Regions from separate parts of the Mus musculus genome. Here region 1 is linked to region 2. A link is a contact called in ENCODE Hi-C or POLR2A ChIA-PET data. All regions are on one chromosome and are shown on one strand. The core of a region is the stretch at or near the end of the contact, and the rest is flanking DNA. Distances in the headings are between cores, read along the strand shown. Region 1 holds the start of Phpt1 (phosphohistidine phosphatase 1). Region 2 overlaps Traf2 (TNF receptor-associated factor 2).

What was found. Hi-C counts contacts between places; a loop is a spot of excess contacts on that map. ChIA-PET counts read pairs that join two places held with the same protein, here RNA polymerase II (POLR2A).
Region 1: POLR2A ChIA-PET joins it to region 2 with 20 read pairs in Patski. The contact joins the promoter of Phpt1 here to the enhancer-like site in region 2. A Hi-C loop is called at or near these places in 1 of 37 maps with a recorded cell type or tissue (left cerebral cortex). POLR2A ChIA-PET finds 5 or more read pairs at or near these places in 4 of 5 experiments (Patski and embryonic stem cell).

What each region holds. Positions count from the first base shown.
Region 1 is chr2:25,572,663-25,577,032 of GRCm38, forward strand. Phpt1 (phosphohistidine phosphatase 1) reads right to left here and starts at 2,209. Exons shown (of 3, transcript NM_029293.2): 1 at 2,021-2,209; 2 at 1,526-1,650; 3 at 769-1,037. The coding sequence starts at 2,177. The coding sequence ends at 945. It overlaps Ajm1 (apical junction component 1), which reads right to left. Exons shown (of 1, transcript NM_001005424.2): 1 at 2,754-4,370. The coding sequence ends at 4,311.
Region 2 is chr2:25,532,832-25,536,830 of GRCm38, forward strand. Traf2 (TNF receptor-associated factor 2) reads right to left here. Exons shown (of 11, transcript NM_009422.3): 4 at 3,845-3,943. Among named protein-coding and RNA genes, the nearest start is that of Traf2, 12 kb to the right of the region's middle. Within about 2 kb of position 1,580, at least 1 of the 3 ENCODE cell types and tissues checked has a DNase peak (open chromatin) inside an H3K27ac peak, as active enhancers do.

The DNA.
Region 1 (4,370 bases), core at 959-3,458, 40 kb after region 2:
AGCCCCCTAGCCTATACAGGGTATCTCAGCTGCCCCCTAGCCTATACAGGGTATCTCAGCTGCCCCCTAGCCTATACAGGGTATCTCAGCTGCCTCCTAGCCTATACAGGGTATCTCTCTCAGTAGTGTCTGTGTGCCGTCTACAGAGCTGACGAAGGCTGGCTCAAGTCTGGTGAGGGAGGCCCCAGCCCTGGCTCTCCCTAGGACTCACTATAATGGCACAAGGTGTGTGAGACTTTTTAGAGCAGGGGTTAAGCTGGTGCCTACCCACTGTCCTGTATGGTGAAGTGGGGTTAGTGCAGAGAATTAGAGTGTAAATGGTCCTGGGACTAAGATCCATCTAAGTTAAAGTCCCAAGTGAAGGAGACACAAGCATGACTGTTCCTGCGATCACTCAGGGATATCAGGCTTGGCCTGAGAACAGATGAAAAATGTAGCCTGCCAGCTGGCGGGACAATGGCTGCCAGGACCCTTTCCTGGTGGGACTCCTGGATGAACTACAGGAAGGGGGCACTTGTGGGCACCCCAGGCCTTAGGTGGCCAGGAACTGACTTCTTGTGCAAGGCCTGTGGGGCCCCCTCCCAGATGTCCTTGGGGATAGCAGCTTCATGGAGGAACAATCAAGCCATAAATGGCTGCAATGCAGGGGCCCCCTTATCTGCACCTAGGGGGCTGAGTGTGCACCAGTAGTTCCCAGGGCCCCTGAAGCTGAGCAGGTCTGTCCGGTGCAATCCAAAGGTAAAGAAGGCAAGACACAAGTCAGGGACTAGTAGGCATATCAATGCTTTTAATTCCTATGGACCAGATTGGTCTGGCCTCTAAGGCCTGGCAGGTGCTATGCTGCCTAAGGTACAAAAGGAAAGCACAGGGCCAGCCCCTCAAAACAGAACACAGCAAGAGCAGAGACCTGACTTAGTCCGGGGGGTGGGGGGTGGGGCAGAGCTTCAGTAGCCATCGTCAGCCCAGGTGACCTCATAGTCAGGATACTTGGCTTTGATCTTCTCAGTTGAAACAGAGTGCTGGGCACGACCGTAACCCTAGAGAAAGGATGACCGCCAGTTTGCTAGTTTTTTGCTTTGGGAGCCCACCCAGAAGCCGCAGCAATAGCAGCCCTGGGGAAAGTTAGCAGATCCTACCATCCTAATCATACTGGGATCATGATGAGGACTGAAGAGCTCTTCAGGTGATGCCTGAGGGTCTAAGGTGGACTTTATGAAAAAGGATCAACATAGAACTGTGAATTTGACCCCAGTACTGGTGGCTCCAAGGGCCCCTAGAGAGTCAGGACACAGACCCATCAGGATCTGGAGCAAGTCGGGGATGTAGCCCAAGGTGTCATTTGGAAAACGTGGGGAAAGGAAAACCCATTCAGCCCTTAAGTAAGGGTTCTGTAGCTCCAACTTTCAGAGTCCCAAAGGTGGCCTGAATGGTGGTGTGAGGGGTGGGGTGGGGTGGGGTGGGGGTGGGGTCAGGCTCACAAAGGTGAGCTTTGCAGTCTGGCTGAGACCTGGGGACTGGAGCTCACCATAGAGTAGCCATACACGTGTATCTTCCTGTCCTGGCTCTGATGGGAGATGCGCCCGCCGCCTAGGCACTCACAGTCATAGCCATTCCTTTGCAGCTCGCCTGACACTTTGTCATAGATGTCCGCTGGGGTGGGGAGAGTGGCCTCAGGATATGCCCTAGCCGCCCTTGTTGGCCCCACACTGAACTCTAGGGCTGGATATGGGGTCAGAAGCTCCAGCTCTTGGTGGTCTTTTTCCCAGAGAAGATGAGCCCTTCCCCCGCTGGCAAAAAGATGAACGGGAGGAAGAAGACACTTTCGAAGTGAGAGACGGGATTAAGAAGATCCCAGTCATGGCACTCCTTTCTGCCCAAATCCCGACGTTTCTAGGTCAGCCTAGCTATGTGTTAGTACAAGTCATGATATATTAGCAGTCACTACTCCGCTACCAGCAACTGTAAGGCCCCGCCCCTAACCTTCGTCCCGCCTCCAAGGGCACAGAGGCCCCGCCCTCACCGTGGTACTCAGCCCATTTGTAGCCACGCACGATTTCCTTGCACTCCTTCGCCGGATCCCCAGAAGGCTCTGCTAAGTGGACTCGAATCAGCACATACTTGAAGACGCCATCCGAATCAATGTCTACATCAGGAATCTGACCGAGGTCCGCCGCCATGTTCCCCGAAGCGCTCGATCTCTGGGCCCCACAGCCCCTTACCAAACCCGACCCAGGCCTATGCGTAGGGAGGCGGGCCCTTTGGCAGCCACGGCCAATCCCGTGAGGGAATGCTTACCTAGCCCAGAGCCTCAGCCAGTTGTACCTCCAATCTGAGGCACGGACTGGCCAATTGCAACCCAGTTCTTTGCAGCTTTGGGATCGGGCTCATGAGTCCCAGTTAAAGGAGCCGAGGCATAGGTTAACCCGTGGTGCTGTAAATCAACCCGCTGCAGGGCAGCAAAAGGATGCAAGGACGCACTCCGGTTCCACTCCTGGGTCCTAAGGCTTCAATCCGTAAACCATAAATCCGAAGTCCTCTCTTCCCCAACACCTGTAAACCGGAGGATCTCTCTCCGGTCTCTCCAAATTCAAGTACTCCCCTGCATACTCCACTTCACACCCTCGGGCCTCCCCTTCCACAATACTCCGGTTGCGGGTTGTTAAGCTCCTACTCCCGGAAGCTTTGACGCAATGCTCCCCCCCCCCCCCCCCCCCCCGGCCACGACGACGACCACCACCACCACCACTACCGAGTTATTAGCAGCAGCTACATTCAAGTTCTATTTTACTTGGTTCGAAAGCACTTGCCCTTCTCGTCAGAGGCGTTCTTGCCAGTCTGCCGCAGGAGGGACTGTGGAGCCCCTGGGGAGGGCGGCAGGCGGCGGGGCAGCAAGTGTTGCAAGAGCGGCATCCGGGCATGTGCTAAGACAGGGGCCAAGGAGAGAGAGCTGGAGTGTCCCGGGGACATCCAGTCGAGGGTAGCTGGCGCGTGTGCACACCCTCGTGCATAGGTGTGTGTCCCAGGTTCTTGCAATTGAACTTTCAGAGCTCCTAAGGGCTTGGGGCTTCTTCTTCTCCCAAGATTCTTGGAGAATCTGGTCGCAAGCCCTCTCTGGGTCACACCCTCCACAAAGTCCTGGGCTCAGATCCAGGTACGGGGTCAGGCAAGGGGCTTAGGGAAGCCTAGACCTCTCCACAACACGTCAGGCTTTGGCTTCTCTCTCAGCTTGGAGTGCAGCCAGGGCACTTTTGCACACAGGATTGGATTCGGGGCAGGCCTCGGCACCGACTCCTTAACCGTACCCACACTTGGTGGCTCACTACTAAGCACCTTTCCTAGTCCAGTTCCTAATTAGGGACAGCCCTGTTCCTTACTCATTCCCAAGTCATTCCGTGGTAGGAGCTGCTCTCAGTAGGGTTGTCTGCTAATTCGTCAGCACACGCTTCCCACCTCTCCATCTTCTCTGGAAGGCAGATTTTTAAGGCCATCTTGTTGGGTAGGTGTTGGGAGCTCAAATCCTTACCCAGATCTTAACTCTGGTTGGGTCGCCGCCCACACTGCTTCCCCTGCTCAGGCTTCCATCTGGCAGGGTGGATTGTACCTTGGCCTTAACCTGAAAATTCCCCAGTATTCCAACTTGTCTACAAGTGCCCAGACTAAGGTGAGAGTATTGAAGGACAGGCGGCACTGGTACGTGTACAGTGCTGGCTACGCCCATTGCCTCAACCTCATAGGGGTGCACAGGGAGTAGCCCTCTGAGCCTGATACACCCCAGACAGGAGGGTTAGGGGAAGTGCTCGAAGTAAGGACATCGGGCTTTGGTTAACATGGATTTCTGGACTAGAAGGGTTGGAGAGCTATAGCAAGCACCCACAACATACACCAACTGAGTTTGTCCCCATGGGATGAGTGTAGCAGGCAGAGCCCAGAGGTCCTCAGTCCCACCCCACCTCCCAGTGGGGAGCACCGAGGGCGAGGACCGGGCCCTTGGGGAGCCCCCTCTCCTTGACTGGCTTGGGGAGAGCCCAGGATGTGGAATTTGGATGGCCCGGTTACGAACAGAGAAGAAAAGAAGCAGCTGGTTGGAAACGGGACAGGGGTGGGGGTGGGGGCTCCCAGGCAAAATTAGAGGTGTGGAGTGGGTGGAGCTCAGGGCAGAGAATTTGTATAAGACTAAAGGAGGCCCAGGGGATTTGGAAGGCGCTGAACCAACTGGTCCAGACTCTGGGGGCCTTCGTGATGGATCAGGCAGGGCCTGAGTAGAGTAGGCAGGGCTCGGGGTCGGGGCCTGGGCCTAATAGTTCCATGGTTCACATGATGTCGTCCAGCAGGTTGGCGCTGGCTACCCAATCTAGTGCACGCGGCTCCGA
Region 2 (3,999 bases), core at 330-2,829:
AGGCATCTTACATTTGCTTTGAAGTAGTCCACAAAGGCCAACACGGGCTGAGAGACAGCTGACAGAAGTTCTGGAGGCACCAGGAGCCTAGCACTGACTTGGCTCTCAGTCCTCTGCTCAGAGTTTCTCTATATTTCTCATACTGGTTTTTTGAGACAGGACCTTATGCAATTCATTCTATGAAACCTGGATTCTGACAAATTTCAATAAACTGTTTCTCTCCTGGGACAGGTGAGGCTCAGTGGGTGAGTATGTGCTTTGTGTGTTCATGGCCCTGTGTTCCATGCCCTGCACTGGCTGCTTCAAATCCCAGCTAAACTCAGAACCTGAGAGTGACTTGAATATTCACTCAATACTCCAGGCTGGCAGGCCACCAAACCCCAGAGATGTTCCTGTCTCTGCTTCTCCAACTTTGAGATTACAGGCGTATGCTGCCGTACCTGACTTTTTTAGATGAGTCCTGGGGGAGACCAGGGAATGAATGCTTGTCCTCAGGTCCTGACCATAAAGGATTACAGAAGACACACTTGTAACAACACATTCAGGCAACAAAGACAAAGCTCAAACTCCCCTAGCAGACACAATCTAAATCTATCAGCATTTATTCAAGCAGAATTCAAATTTAACATTTTAAGAAAATATAGTTGTTAAAACTGAAATTTTGGGGGGTGGGGTGGATGGGTGTGGTTGAGAAAGGGTCTCACTATATAACTTTGCCTGGTCTGGAATTCACTATGTAGACTATAATGATGGGCTGGAGAGAGAGCTCAGTGGTTAGAAGCACTTGTTGCTCTTGCAGCAGACTCAGGTTCAACTCCCAGCTCCCACATGGTGGCTCACAGCCAACCTTAAGTCCAGTTCTAAGGGAGCCAGTGCCCTCTTCTAGTCCCTCTTTGGGCACCAGGTATGCAAGTGATGCACATATACATATACAGATAAAAGCCCATACACATAAAATAAATAAATGTGAAAAGCAAGTCCACGATGAGGCCATGCCGACTGGCACACCTGCCTTCCCAGTTTCAGCTGTTCCCTGGAATCTGTAGCCTGGCTGGCCTGGAACTCACTATGTGGGGACCAGGCTGGCCTGGAACTCACAGAGATCTGGCAGCCTTTGCTTTCCCTAGTGCAGTACCAGGCTTTGCCTTCAGGACAACAGACTTTAATACAGCTTTCAATTCATCTTCAGAATGAAAGACATTATCATAAAGGAAAACAGAGCCAAAGGCTAAGCAGGATTTTTTTCCCATCTTTCAAACATTTTAAATAATTCAAACCATAAAAAAAATGTTTTAGTTACAACCTTAGTTCCAGTGAAAGCTAAGAAATAAAGAGATTTGTGACAGGCAGAAGAGAGGATTATCTGTGGTGATGACTGCACAAAGAGGGTGTAATTTCTTCTCTGGCTTGTGACATTTGCCACCAGCGACAAGTTTTTATCAATAAAATCAGCTAAGGCTGAGCTGTGCCTGCCCTCCCATGTGACCAAACCCAACTCATCTCAGGGACTTTCCAGAGCTCTCAAAGGGTGCAGCCAGGGACTTTCCACTCTGCATGCCTACAAAGCCACATGGCACCAAGCCCATGGCCTGGCTGCAGTTCCTGGCCATCAGTCAGAGGCCCACACAGTCACTGACCTACAGTACCACAGGCCTGGAAGCAACAGAAATCTTGGGGGAATCTAAAGCCTACCACAGGCCTGGGAAGAATTATTCCACTTGCCCCAGGGGTCTCTCAAAACACCTTCAAGAGCAAACAGGTTCTATAGGCCACCATGCCCTACACCCACATTTTCCTGCATCCACCCAATACACCAAGCATGTCACTTCCCTAGGAGCCGTCTCTTTCACAGGCAGCACTAAGCATTTCATTTTAAGGATACAGTGTGGACTATGACTCTTGATCAGGTCCTGACACCATGCTTGAAAAAAATGAGTTTCTTGTTCACCCAAGTGAAGCCCAAACTGCTCAGCTAGAGACTGAAACCTAAAGTGTGACCAGTCAACAGGTCACGGGACATATAGCCAGACACAAGAGGCAGGCATAGGAAAGACAAGGCCTCACTAGCAGCCTGGGCCACCTCTGAACACATGGTCCTCCTGTCTCAGCCTTCTAAGAATAGGGATTATAGGTGTGCATCACCATGTCCAGCGGAATCAAAAACTTCTTTGAAGGTTGTTGACTAAAGCAACAAGAGGAATGAGAAACTTGGTAGACTGGAGGAGTGTCACTTAACCACGTGGCCTCTGTAATGCAGGTTTAACTCAAGATGCCTAAAGGTGACATACTAAAAAAAAAAAAAAAAAAAAAAAAAAAGCTCATGCTAATGTCCACACTACACTGGCCCCTTTCATAGACCACCTCTTCCTCTGGCCTTCTAGATGACTTTCTGTGACCAAAACAAATATACCCATTAGTTAAATAACTTCCAGAGTCAACACAATTCACAGCAAGAAAACTCTTGTGAGTGAGGCAGGGTAGTGCACATCTTTAATCCCAGAACTCAAGAGGCAGAGGCAAGTGGATCTCTGAATTCCAGGACAACAGGGCTATAGAAAGACTGACTCACACCGAGTGTGGTGATGCACGCCTTTAATCCCAGCACTCGGGAGGCAGAGGCAGGCGGATTTCTGAGTTCGAGGCCAGCCTGGTCTACAAAGTGAGCTCCAGGACAGCCAGAGCTATACAGAGAAACCCTGTCTCGAAAAACAAAACAAAAAACAAAAACAAAAAAAAAAAAGACTGACTCAAAAGAAATAGAAAACAAATAACAATAGAGAAATCCCTGGTGGGTATGATATACACCACAGACTCCCACTGAGCTTAAAAGCTGCAGCTTCCTGCAAACAATGAAAACTTTGCAGCCAAAGCAACACAAAGGTGTTACCAAGGCCAGCCTGGCGCTAGCTTCTTATGTAAGGCACTCCCGTCCTACTGTACCTCTGGGGAACTGGAGTAGGACGTGGAAAGAAGTGACAGGCTTATGGTACAGGCCTACCTGCACTATTTGGGTTTCAAAAAGGGTACTCTTTAAACAAAGAAAGAAACAAAATAAAACAAAAACAAAATTCGCTAGGTAGGCCCAGCTAGCCCTCAACTCAGCATTCTCTAGCCTCACCTTCCCAAGTGCTGGGGTCACAGGCATACTCAGAGAAAAAAAGGTCCTTCTTTTCCTTTCTTTTCTGTTTTTTTGAGACAGGGTTTCTCTATGAAGTGATGGCTGTCATGGAACGTTCTCTGTAGACCAGGCTAGCCTCAAATTCAGAGATCTACCTGCCTCTGCCTCCCGAGTACTGGCATTAAAGGAGTGTGCCACCATGGCCAGCTCTGAGGAGGAACTTTTTTCACATACATTAGCCAGGCCAGTTCTAGCAAAACTAGAACACGGCTTCTATGAGAAATGTTTTGTAGGGGTTGAAGAGATGACTCAAAAGCATGGGAGCTGGAGAGATGGCTCAGCGGTTAAGAGTACCATCTGCTCTTCCAGAGGGCCTGAGTTCAATTCCCAGCAACCACATGGTGGCTCACAACCATCTGTAATGGGACTGGATGCTCTCTTCTGGAGTGTCTGAAGACAGCGACAGTGTGCTTATATAAAATAAATAAATAAATCTTAAAAAAAAAAAAGAAAGAAAAAAAAGTTAGGAGCACTGACTGCTCTTCAGAGGACCCAGCTCAATTCTCGGTAGGCAGCTCACAGCTGTCCATTATTTCAGTTCCAAGGGTCCAATACACTTGCACAGACATACATGCAAGCAAACCACACATGCATAGAAATAAATTATTTTTTAAAGTCCACTGCTGGAGACTCAGCCACCGGGCCAGAACAGAAATGTCCATCTACCTCGTATTCTTTCAAGGTCCCCTTCCAAGTGCATCCATCATTGGGACAGACAGCTGGCAGGCTCTCCACCTCTCTGCGGGCAGCGTTATCTGGAAAGGCCTGGAACAGGAATGTCCTTGGGTTACACCCTCTCCCAGTACCCTACTGTCGATGAA